Regions from separate parts of the Homo sapiens genome. Here regions 1 and 2 are each linked to region 3. The links are chromatin contacts, found by Hi-C or POLR2A ChIA-PET in ENCODE. All regions are on one chromosome and are shown on one strand. The core of a region is the stretch at or near the end of the contact, and the rest is flanking DNA. Distances in the headings are between cores, read along the strand shown.

Region 1 (3,160 bases), core at 42-2,541, 3.7 Mb before region 3:
AGCGGTACAGGAATCTGCGTAGTGTTTTAGTTTGGAGAAAACAGGAAGTTACACTCATCACATCTTTTGCCCAGATGATAGAATTCGAAATCCCCCCGGGGTTGTTCATGGAATGAGCCGCTCTGTTATGTTGTGAGCCGTGGTATTAATCAGCCACCCCTCACTAGGTGTTGGGGTTCCACCACGCTTCCTCCACCCCCCGTCACCACAGCAGCGGGTAGTATTTAGGTTGAATATTCCAAATAGTCAATTATGACAGTTAATTTCAAATGAGATGACTTCGAAGTACACGTGAAAACAATACTATTTTATATCACGACTCATGCCATCCGTATGTGTAATCAAAGCCTTCTAAGTCTTGATATGTCCTTACAAAGACGAAGGATAGAGTGAATGTCAAAATTTGCCAAACAGGAGTTACTGAAAGTCTGAAGGGGAAAGCCTAGTTAGGTTTTATCTTAGAAGTGATTTTTAAAACGAAACACGCAGATAAGCTCGAGCTTTCTGGAGCCGATTCCTAAGGCCTTGCAGGTGGTAAGGGGGTCGAGAATTGGCTGAGGTTCCTCGGAAGTCCGCGCCGATTCGGAGGGCCACCTCTGACTTTCTGATCTGGGGTGCAACCCCCAGTCCCTGTCCCGGTCGACAAAGGTGTGGAGTCAGGTTCCAGGCAAGCTGGGGGTGGGGGTGCGCACAAGGGAGGGGCAGGGGACTGGGACCCCCTCTTCTTCGGGGTGCTTCGGGCCGTTTCTCCAGAGGCTGGTGGTGTCCCCGACCCAAGCAGCTCAGCCCCGCTCGCGAGGTCCGAAGTGGCGGGAACGGGTCCTCCGCGGCGGTCCCAAGGCGAGGGAGGCTGTAAAACCTGGCAGAGAATCCGGCGCGCCGGGTCGGGGATGTCTCGGGTGCCGGGGGCAGGGGCCGCAGGCTCGCAGGTAGAAGCTTCCCCACGCGAGCGGGGGCCTCGGCCGCGGAAGGGGCGCCCCCGGGGCCGCCGGCAGCGGCGAGCGGGCGGGAGGGAGCTTTCCGGGCCCCTCCCGCGCCTCGGGCTGGCGGGGCGATGGCGACGACGGTTTCCCGGCTCCCCCGCCCCGGACGCCGATGGCGGTGCGTTCCGGCCCTCCCCCAACAGCTTCTCCCCCGCGGTCGCCGGAGCCGGTGAGGCCGAGAGGGCGGGGAGCCGCGCAGGGAAGGCGAGAGGGCGGAGGTTGCGTGGTGCAGGCGGCGGCGGCGGGAGGAGGAGGGCCGGGCGGGCAGGGGAGGAGGAGGAGGCGGGCGCCGTGTCGCACGCAGCTCCAGGCGGGGCAGCCCCGGTAGCTGAGGGACGCAGCTAGACCTTGGCGGGACGGGGCTTTCGCCGGGGCCCAGGCCCAGGGACCAGGCGGAGGCGTCGCGGGAGCCTTTGGGGCACCACAGAGATGCGGGTGAGTGTCGGCAGCCGCCGGGGCCGAGAGGAGGTGGCGGCGGCGGCGGCGGCGCAGGCCCGGCCCCGAGCCGCGGTGTCGCAGTGACTCGGGCCGCGACGGCCGAAACCAGGCGCCTGGCGAGGCCTGAGCCGCCGAAACGCGGCCGGGCAGAATGGCGGCCGGGCCGGGGGACTCGTGGGCGGAGGACGCCGAAGGTGGCAGAGGAGCGAGCGGGGCCGGGCCCTGAGTCACCCCGGACGGGCCGGGGCGGCCAGGCCTGGACTACGCACTGGGAAAAAGCACGATTCATCGCGCCTGGAGGCGGCGGCCTGGTGGCGCCGGCCCCTTTCCCCGCCGCGACCGGGCTGGGTTCTCGGAGGGTGGGCCGACGTGTGGCCCGGGGCGGCTCGGGCGTCCGCGCCTCGCCTGGTGAGGCGACCTCCGCGGGACGCCGGGACCCGTGCCCTTGCCCCCTCGCGCCCACGCTTCTTCCCGGCGCTGCTTTCCGGCCGACGCGTGTTCCCCTGTGAGCTCTGGGCTCAAGCGCAGGAGCAGCCGCGGAGCCGGGCTCTCTCGCTTTCCGGTTCCCTGCCCGCGGCTCTCGGGTTCCCCGCCTGCATTGTTGCGAACGTGCAGGGCGCTATTATTGGGTAACAGTCGCCCTTTTGCCCCGTTCTCCTGGGAGAGCGGGCCGGGGCATGCGCGCAGGGATGCTAGCCCGGCGGCCGAACCGGACAGAGCCCCCCGGCGCCCGCCTATCGCTCGCTAGTCGGGCCGGGCCCTGCGCTGCGGCCTCGGCGCGCCCCCGGTCCCAACGGGAGCGCGCGCCCTGACCCTGAGGGTAGCCGTGCGCCCGCCAGGCCGCTGGGACTTGGGGTCCCCAGACTCGGGGGTCGTCGCTTTTTTTTCCCTTAAGATCTGAAAGACCCCCGTTTCTGCCACCCGTGCAGTATTGTGTAGCGCAGACATAAGATAAGAAAGAGAGGAATGCTTGTAGACATTCCTTGAAATGAATCCCCAAAGTTAGGGTTTTCTCCCTGGCTGGCTTTGCCAAAAAGAGGATTCTCTTTTCCGATTGGGTCACTCTTGGTTGCTTCTGGTTCGTAGTAGGGGTTAGTGGTAAGTGCGCAAATACTGAATTGCAGTCTACTTAAATATTTGTTTGCTCTGTGTAATTGCTCTTTCCTGTAGTAGCATTAAAATCGTCAAAAGTTCTGAGTGGAGTAAACGATCACACTTTTTGGAATGCACTTAACGAAGCGGCAGAAGAGGAACTAGATTCCTTTTTTACTTCAAGCCATGAGCTTCTAGGACCTAAGCATAGCTTAACGCCTCGCAGAAGTGTGTGCAGTTTTAAGTTTAACACTTCATTTCATGGTGCACCCGAAAATGTACCCGATTTTCTGAAATCCTGGAGAGTGTATTACGTAGTAAAATATGTAATGATGTTTAAAATGTAAAACCAGTCATTCTGTTTGAAAAAGATATTTGGAGATGAGATTTTTCTTTGTTTAAAGAAGGTTTGTTTTTGGATATTGAAAAATGTTTTACTTGAAGGTTCTATTTGTTGTTTTCCATGGTGAGTCGAAATAGTTGCGTTACATTTCAAATTCCAAAGCATGCAAACACAAGACTGGCTCGCTTTAACTCTATTAATGCCCATTTTTGGAGGTTTCAGGAGAGTGTTCCTTAAGCTTGAGAGGGATGGCTGAATTGCTTTCTAAATATGTTAAACTTTTTTTCTCATTGGCTTCATCTTT
Region 2 (3,345 bases), core at 846-3,345, 4.5 Mb after region 3:
GGCTGAGGTAGGAGAATCACTTGAATCCCGGAGGCAGAGGTTGCAGTGAGCCGAGATTGTGCCACTGCACTCCAGCCTGGGAGACAGAGCGAGACTCCATCACAAAAAAAAAAAAAAAAAAAAAATATATATATATATATATATATACACACACACACACACACACACACACATATATACATACACATATATATACACATATATATATTCATAGCCAAAACCTAGAAACTACTGAAGTGCCCATCAACAGTAAAATGAAAAATAAATTGTGCTATAGTCACACAACTACTGCACCGAGAATGAATTATAACCACATACAACATGGAGAAATTTCACAAACATTGTACAAGAAACTGGACACAGAAGAGTATATACGGTAAGATTCCATTTACATAAAGTTCAAAACTAAGCAAAAACTAATCTATGATATTAGAAGCCAGGGCAACGTTTACCCTTGGTGGAGGAGAAAGTAATTGGAAGAGGGAAAGGAATCAGTCTCTGGGATCCTAGTAAAATTGTGTTTATTTATTTATTTTTTTATAATGGTAGAGATGGGGATTCACTATGTTGCCCAGGCTGACCAGTCTCAAACTCCTGGTGGATTCAGGAGTACACAGGCGTGTTTAGTATGAAATGATCTGAAGGGTACATGTATGATTACATGAACTTATCTCTGTGTATTTTAGCTTCAATTATAAAAATTACAACTAAATGTGTACCAAATTCCACTAACTCAAATTCCACCAGCTCAGACTTTATATGTCCTCTTTATTCAAAGTATGACTTCCAAAGTGATTCTCAATTTTCAAGATCAGTGAGTACACAAATTAGATAATTCTAAAGCAGAATTTTTTCACCTCAAACCAAGTGTGACTGAATCGTAGACAACTTAGGAGAGGCGTAAATATAAACATAAAAAATTGACATATTTTACAACAGTTATGAAAACACAGATAAACCCAATTACAATACATTCTAGAGCATCATGAAAAGATAAAAACATCAAAGTAGACTTTCCAAGGTCAAGTCCGCTTCCTGACTCCTGCCAACAGCACACATGGAACATGGGCCAAAAAAGAAGCTGCTTCCCTAAGAAGTTGCTTCCATAGCAAAATGGACTTTTGCTGAGGTCCTCACTCCCAAAAATAACCAATATTCTCATCCCAAACGGTAAGGTTTCGAACTCAACCCACGTGGGGGCTGGGGGAGATGAAAGAGGGATGGAAACGTGAGGCGCCAGGAGGGCAGGAGGTGTTGACCGGGACAAGGTAACCGGCCGGGTCCAAACGCGAGAGGCGGGCGGGCTCCGCGCAGCCCGGCCCTTCCCGGACCCGCCGGGCCCACCCAGGCTCTCCGGGACGCCTGCGCATCCACCTGCCTACCTGGCCTGGCGGCGGAGCGCGGGGGCGCGCACTGGCGGGGCCGCCGTCCACACCCCGAGGCGCGAGCCGCACACCCGCCCAGAGAGGAAGCCCCTGGGGTCCCAGAGCGCGGCGCGCACCGCAGCCCTCCCCGCGGGAAGGGAAGGGCAGCACCGAGGCCGCGGGGCGGGGGCGGGGTCGGGGCTCGAACGGAGGGAGCGCGAGGGGGCAGGGGAGGCAAGAGCGGAGCGGGGGGGCAGGCAGAGGAAGCGAAGGGGAGGGGAGGGGAGAGGAGAGGTGGGGAGGGAAGGGGAGGGGAGGGGAGAGGAGGGGTGGGGAGGGAGAGCGGCAGAGGCCGGGGCGGGAGGCGCGAGGCGAGGCCCGGAGGTGAGGGGTCCGGGGACCGGGGGCCCGGGGGCGGGGACGGAGGGCCCGGGCGGGCACGCGGGACTGTCAGGGCTGCCTCGGTCCCCACGCACCGTGGACTCCCGCACTTGGCTGTGGAAGTGCTGCTCCCGCGCCGACACCTCGTCCTGCCCTTCCATCCTCCTTCATGCCCGCCGCCGCGCCGCCCGCGTCCGCGTGCTCCGCCACACCATCGTCCGCCCGCCGCAGGGGCTCGGACAGCCGCGCCGGGGACCGGAGCCGGCACGGGCCCGCGAGCCGTGTTGGAACAGGTACCGCGACCACGACACCGGCCGTCGCCTCAGCAGCCTCAGACGAGCAGCTCTGACTAAGGGAGGGCGGGCGCCGCGCAGTCGGGGGCGGGGCGGGGGCGGGGCAGGGAGGGGAGGGGGCGGTGCAGGCATACGTCAGACGAAAGGCGCCGATGCGTCAGAAAAGCGCGCCTCGCGGTCTTCCGAGCTGCTGGGCCGGGAGGCGCTGAGGGGGCGGGGCCTTGAGGTCGCGGGGCGGGGCTCCGCCCACGCTCTCAGGGGCTACCCCAGTTAAGGAGGCGCTGTCCTGGCGTCGGATGGGGACGGGGAACGCGGCGAGGGCGCTGCGACCTCTGCCCACCTGGCCCGGCCGCAGTCTCGGAGTTCCTGTTCCTCACAGGAGCTAATTATTTATGACAGCTGCATGGTTCCCCTCCCCCAGTTACTCAGTGCTTGGCACTCGGCACCCCTTACTCAGCACTCAGTACCGCACTCGGCCTCAGGGGACCTGGGCAGAGGGAAGCAGGGAGTCTCCCGCGGAAACTCTTGCTCTGCCAAAGTAGGTTGAAAGGTCGGAAATCGGTGGTTTGGGGCCGGGCTTTGGGCGGAAACCCAGCTTCTCTGGGTCTGAGAAGGGTCTTGGGCTGCCCCACCTGGAAAACGCAGATAACCGAGCTCGCTAGACCCTTGCCAAGTCCTTCCGGTAGCTCGGTCACTAGGGTCAGTTTTATGACTCTCAGTGGACCCTAAACAGCACGTAATATATGTATTTTTCACCGCCAAATATATCAAACACAATAATTCACCCTCCGTTCCCTATTATCTTTCTTTTTGTTATAAAATTTGAATTTAAGGGAATGTTTATAATTTTACCTTAGGATTTATTTGGCTACGAGGAAGTCATTTAAATTGCTAGTGGCTGCGATTTTTGTTTTTGGCATCTTTGAGAATTCTTAGGAAGTGTGAAAATCTACAAATTGCTTTCAAATGTCATTTAGTTTTTGTTTTTGTTTTTTTTTTTTTTGAGACAGAGTTTCACTCTTGTCGCCCAGGCTGGAGTGCAATGGCGATCTCTGCTCACAACAACCTCTGCCTCTTGGGTTCAAGTGATTCTCCTGCCTCAGCCTCCCGAGTAGCTGGGATTACAGGCGCCCGCCACCACGCCCAGCTAATTTTTGTATTTTTAGTAGAGACGGGGTTTCACCACGTTGGCCAAGCTGTTCTTGAACTCCTGACCTCAGGTGATCCGCCCACCTCGTCCTCCCAAAGTGCTGGGATTACAGGCCTGAGCCACCGCGCCCGGCCGTTGTTTAGATTTTTATGAATCT
Region 3 (3,296 bases), core at 417-2,916:
CTGAATCATTTTCATAGTAAAAGGACAGCGGGGCAAGAAAAGAGCACATTCAAGTCAAGAGCTCAATGGGTTCCCACAACCCAGCTCTGCTATGCCTCAGTTCACGCTACTATTTTTACTACAAATCACCAAACAACAATACTATTACTAAGTGAATGCACCCGAACCAAAGAAACAGCCTATCCATAAACGTGCTGGCTTCCTTCACGTCCCAGCGCACCCTTCCACTCCCGACAGTTCAATGAGAATATCATCTCACGAAATGAGTAAGCACACACGCCATTCTACAACTTCGAGAGACATTCACAGTTCTTCCACGGCACACGCGAGAGCCACAGAAGCCGAGCAGTTCGCTGGCACTAAAACGGTGTCTTAATTTACAAGCAAAGCCGTCAAATAACCGTTCTGTAAGAAGACATTTCTGGTCCTCTAATAAGCTGGGGTCCAGCCCTACTGTACGCTCAAAGGCAGGCGACCCTATTCCCAAGCCCCTTACAGCTAAGACTTACGAGGGAAGCGACATTTACATCTGCACTCTCTCCGAATAAGTGCTCTTGGTATTCTGCCTTACGAGGGGACGCTGGCTACGTCTCCAAAACTTAGGCAGGCCGTTCCCCGAAGCTGGGGGATCCCACAGGACTTGTGCTTTCGGAGCCCGGGAGTGCGGTGCTGGGTGTTGGGGGAGGGGGGAGGAAGAAGTCAAATGGCTTCCTAATATATCATCAAAAGAAGAAAACACAGGTTTGGGACCAGGAAAAGTTCCAGGAGCAAGTCGCTGACAAACAAAAGCTGCACTCGCCCGGCCGCTTTCTTCTCGCCCCCAGCCCGCGCCCCGAGACCACCTGGCCCGGGCGTTTTGACAGCTCCGAGAGTTTCCCGAGCGCCGACGGCTCGGCGGTTCGCCCGGAGTCCGTCCGGGGACTACCTGGGCGCGCTCCGGGCTTGTTTTCTCAATGATCCAGCTAGGCCAAGACGCGGCTACGAGAAATTTCTCCAAAAGAAGAGTCGCGGAGAAGACCCAGTGAAAAGGCCCGACTGAAAAGTAAAGTGTGCGGAGCCGGGCGCCGGCGGGAGCCCGGGCGGGCGGCGCGGAGCGGGGGAGGCCGGGCGCGGGCGGCTACCGAGGGGCGCGGGGCCGGGGCCGGGAGCCGCCACCGCCCGCGGGCCCGCCCCGCCCCCACCCCGCCGGGGGGCGCCGGGGCGCGGAGGCCGCGGGGCGGGCGCCCGGTGACAGCTCCGGCCCGGCGCCGCCGCTGGCTCCCGGCCTGGCTCCCTCGCACTCAACTTACTTCTTTCTGGCTCTCTGGAAAGGGGAAGCGCCATCTTTGCGAGGCCGGCCCCGAGGTCTTTTGTCTGCGGCTGCGGGGCTCGGGGCCGGGGCTCCAGGCTCCTCGGGGGGTGGTGGCGGCGGCTGCGGCTGCTCCACGCTCTTGTCCTCCTCCGACGACATCCTAGTCACCAGGAAAGACACATGGATCCCGGTCCTCCTCCTGGGGGGCTCCCGCCGCCGCGGCCGCCGCCGCCGCCGCTGCTGCTCGGGTTCCTCCTCCCCGGCTCAGCCTCTCGCATTTCCCGCAGCCCCGGGAGCAGCAGCAGGTACCGGGAGAGGCGGCAACATGGAGCGAGCAGGACACGCACTCACACACATCGGCGCGGGCGCGCGCACCTCCGCGCGCAGGGGCCGGGCGGGGGGCGGCGGGCGGGGCGGGCGGTGCGGGGCGGGCGGGGCCGGCGGGTGCGGGCGGGCGGGGCAGCCGGGCGGGCGGGCGGCGTGAGGGGCGCCGGCCCCCGGGGTCTCCGCCCGCGGCCCCTCCCCCGAGCCGCCCGCGGCAGGAGGAGAAAGGGGCCCGGCGCGGGGAGGGCCGGCCGCGGGGCCCGGCGGGGGCGGCGAGGGGGTCGCGCCCCCGGCCGGCCGCCCCTCCCCCGCGCGTCAGGCCCGTCAGGCCCGGGCGGCGGCGGCGGCGAAGTTTTGACAGCTGCTCCAGTGGCGGCGCTGGGCGCCGGGCCGCGGCTCGCTCCTCACACTCGCTCTCTCACACACGCTCGCTCGCTCTCCCGGAGCAGGGGAGGAGGAAGTTTTGCGGGTGTGCTTGGACCCCACACACACGCCGCGCGACCGTGGCCGTCGCGCGAGGCCCGCGCCGGGGATCCCCCGGGGCGACCCGCACCACAGACCTCTCCAACTCGCAGCCGTCGCGCCCACACACCGCCGCCTCGACGGCCCCCGCCCGCTCCCCCACACTCGGCCCCTCGCCCGCCCCCCGCGCGCCGCCGCTGCCACTCACGGGCCTCGCTCCGCGCATGCGCCGCTCCCGCCGCCCGCGGACGCGCCGCCGCCGCTGACCTCACCGCCCCTCCCCCTCCCCCCCGGGTTCCCTCCCCCTGTGACGCGGCGGCCGGGCCCAGCCGCGACTCCGGCTCCGGCTCCGGCTCCGGCTCGGGAGGTAGCCAAGCTGTGGACCCAGAGATCCGGGATCGGGATCGGGGAACTGCGGGCGAGGGCGGGAGGGAGCCGCGGACACACGCCGAGGCGGCCGCGGTCGCCCGGCGCAGCCCGGCGCGAGGAGCAAATGTGCGCCCGCACGGCGAGGGCAGCCCGGGCTTCGCTGGTTCTCGCCGAGGTCTTTCCTCGTAGCGCCCACACTACGGGGAGGAAAAGGAATGGAGTCAACTTCGTTCGAATCCAACGCCAGTTAGTTTCCTTATTATAACGTCATTTTTTTTAATCCAGAAAAGGTTCATAAGGATGTAAGACGAAAAGAACGATGACAGCTCGAGAAATAAAACGGTTAGAGACAAAATAAGCCAATAAAAACCCAACCACTTGATTTTAACGTTCAGTGTGTTGTGATGAAGAGGCAAAAATCGAAGTACTTCTAAGCCACCTCTCATAATATGTAAAAATGGTAAAAAGAAAAATGGGGCTAGAATCCGCCTGAAAAATGCACTTTCTCAAGAAGGACAGTTACAAATATGGGATTCTGGATTTCTCAGGCTAATACCTAACACTTGGACGATGATCTATTCTGTGCTTTCCATTCACTATCGATTAGTTTATGAGAGTGAAAAAATTCTAGATTTGAATGGGGGGAAATAGTAAGACCTATCAACCATTTGTGAAGGATTGGGGTAAACTATCATTTAATAAGCATCTACTTTGGGCCTAGCGTTAAGAGGCACACTCTCATGTTGATTTCTTTTGATCTTCGCAGTGTAGTTTTAGTGTAAGGTAAAAAAAAATAGGCTCCTTTTCCAGCGATGTTTGCTTTCCCTTCTAGTAGCTAGGATGTTAACTT

What was found. Hi-C counts contacts between places; a loop is a spot of excess contacts on that map. ChIA-PET counts read pairs that join two places held with the same protein, here RNA polymerase II (POLR2A). Pooled maps may share reads with other maps.
Region 1: a loop to region 3 is called in a pooled map, with 15 times the contacts of the local background. The contact joins the promoter of CUL1 here to the promoter of KMT2C in region 3. A Hi-C loop is called at or near these places in 1 of 37 single-sample maps with no recorded cell type and 8 of 50 pooled maps. POLR2A ChIA-PET finds 5 or more read pairs at or near these places in 1 of 52 experiments (CD8-positive, alpha-beta memory T cell).
Region 2: a loop to region 3 is called in a pooled map, with 11 times the contacts of the local background. The contact joins the promoter of LMBR1 here to the promoter of KMT2C in region 3. A Hi-C loop is called at or near these places in 1 of 37 single-sample maps with no recorded cell type and 5 of 50 pooled maps. POLR2A ChIA-PET finds 5 or more read pairs at or near these places in 1 of 52 experiments (BJ).

What each region holds. Positions count from the first base shown.
Region 1 is chr7:148,697,612-148,700,771 of GRCh38, forward strand. It overlaps CUL1 (cullin 1), which reads left to right and starts at 1,292. Exons shown (of 22, transcript NM_003592.3): 1 at 1,292-1,418. RefSeq lists silencers at 147-206, 867-1,896, 2,197-2,296 and enhancers at 477-526, 1,594-2,319.
Region 2 is chr7:156,891,088-156,894,432 of GRCh38, forward strand. It overlaps LMBR1 (limb development membrane protein 1), which reads right to left and starts at 2,096. Exons shown (of 17, transcript NM_022458.4): 1 at 1,841-2,096. The coding sequence starts at 1,906. LOC102723795 (a long non-coding RNA gene) reads left to right here and starts at 2,311. Exons shown (of 4, transcript XR_928253.3): 1 at 2,311-2,576. RefSeq lists silencers at 1,188-1,687, 1,738-2,317.
Region 3 is chr7:152,434,337-152,437,632 of GRCh38, forward strand. KMT2C (lysine methyltransferase 2C) reads right to left here and starts at 1,667. Exons shown (of 59, transcript NM_170606.3): 1 at 1,290-1,667. The coding sequence starts at 1,450. It also overlaps the pseudogene FABP5P3. RefSeq lists enhancers at 94-163, 634-683, 724-953 and silencers at 1,434-1,493, 1,874-1,923, 2,014-2,303, 2,344-2,683.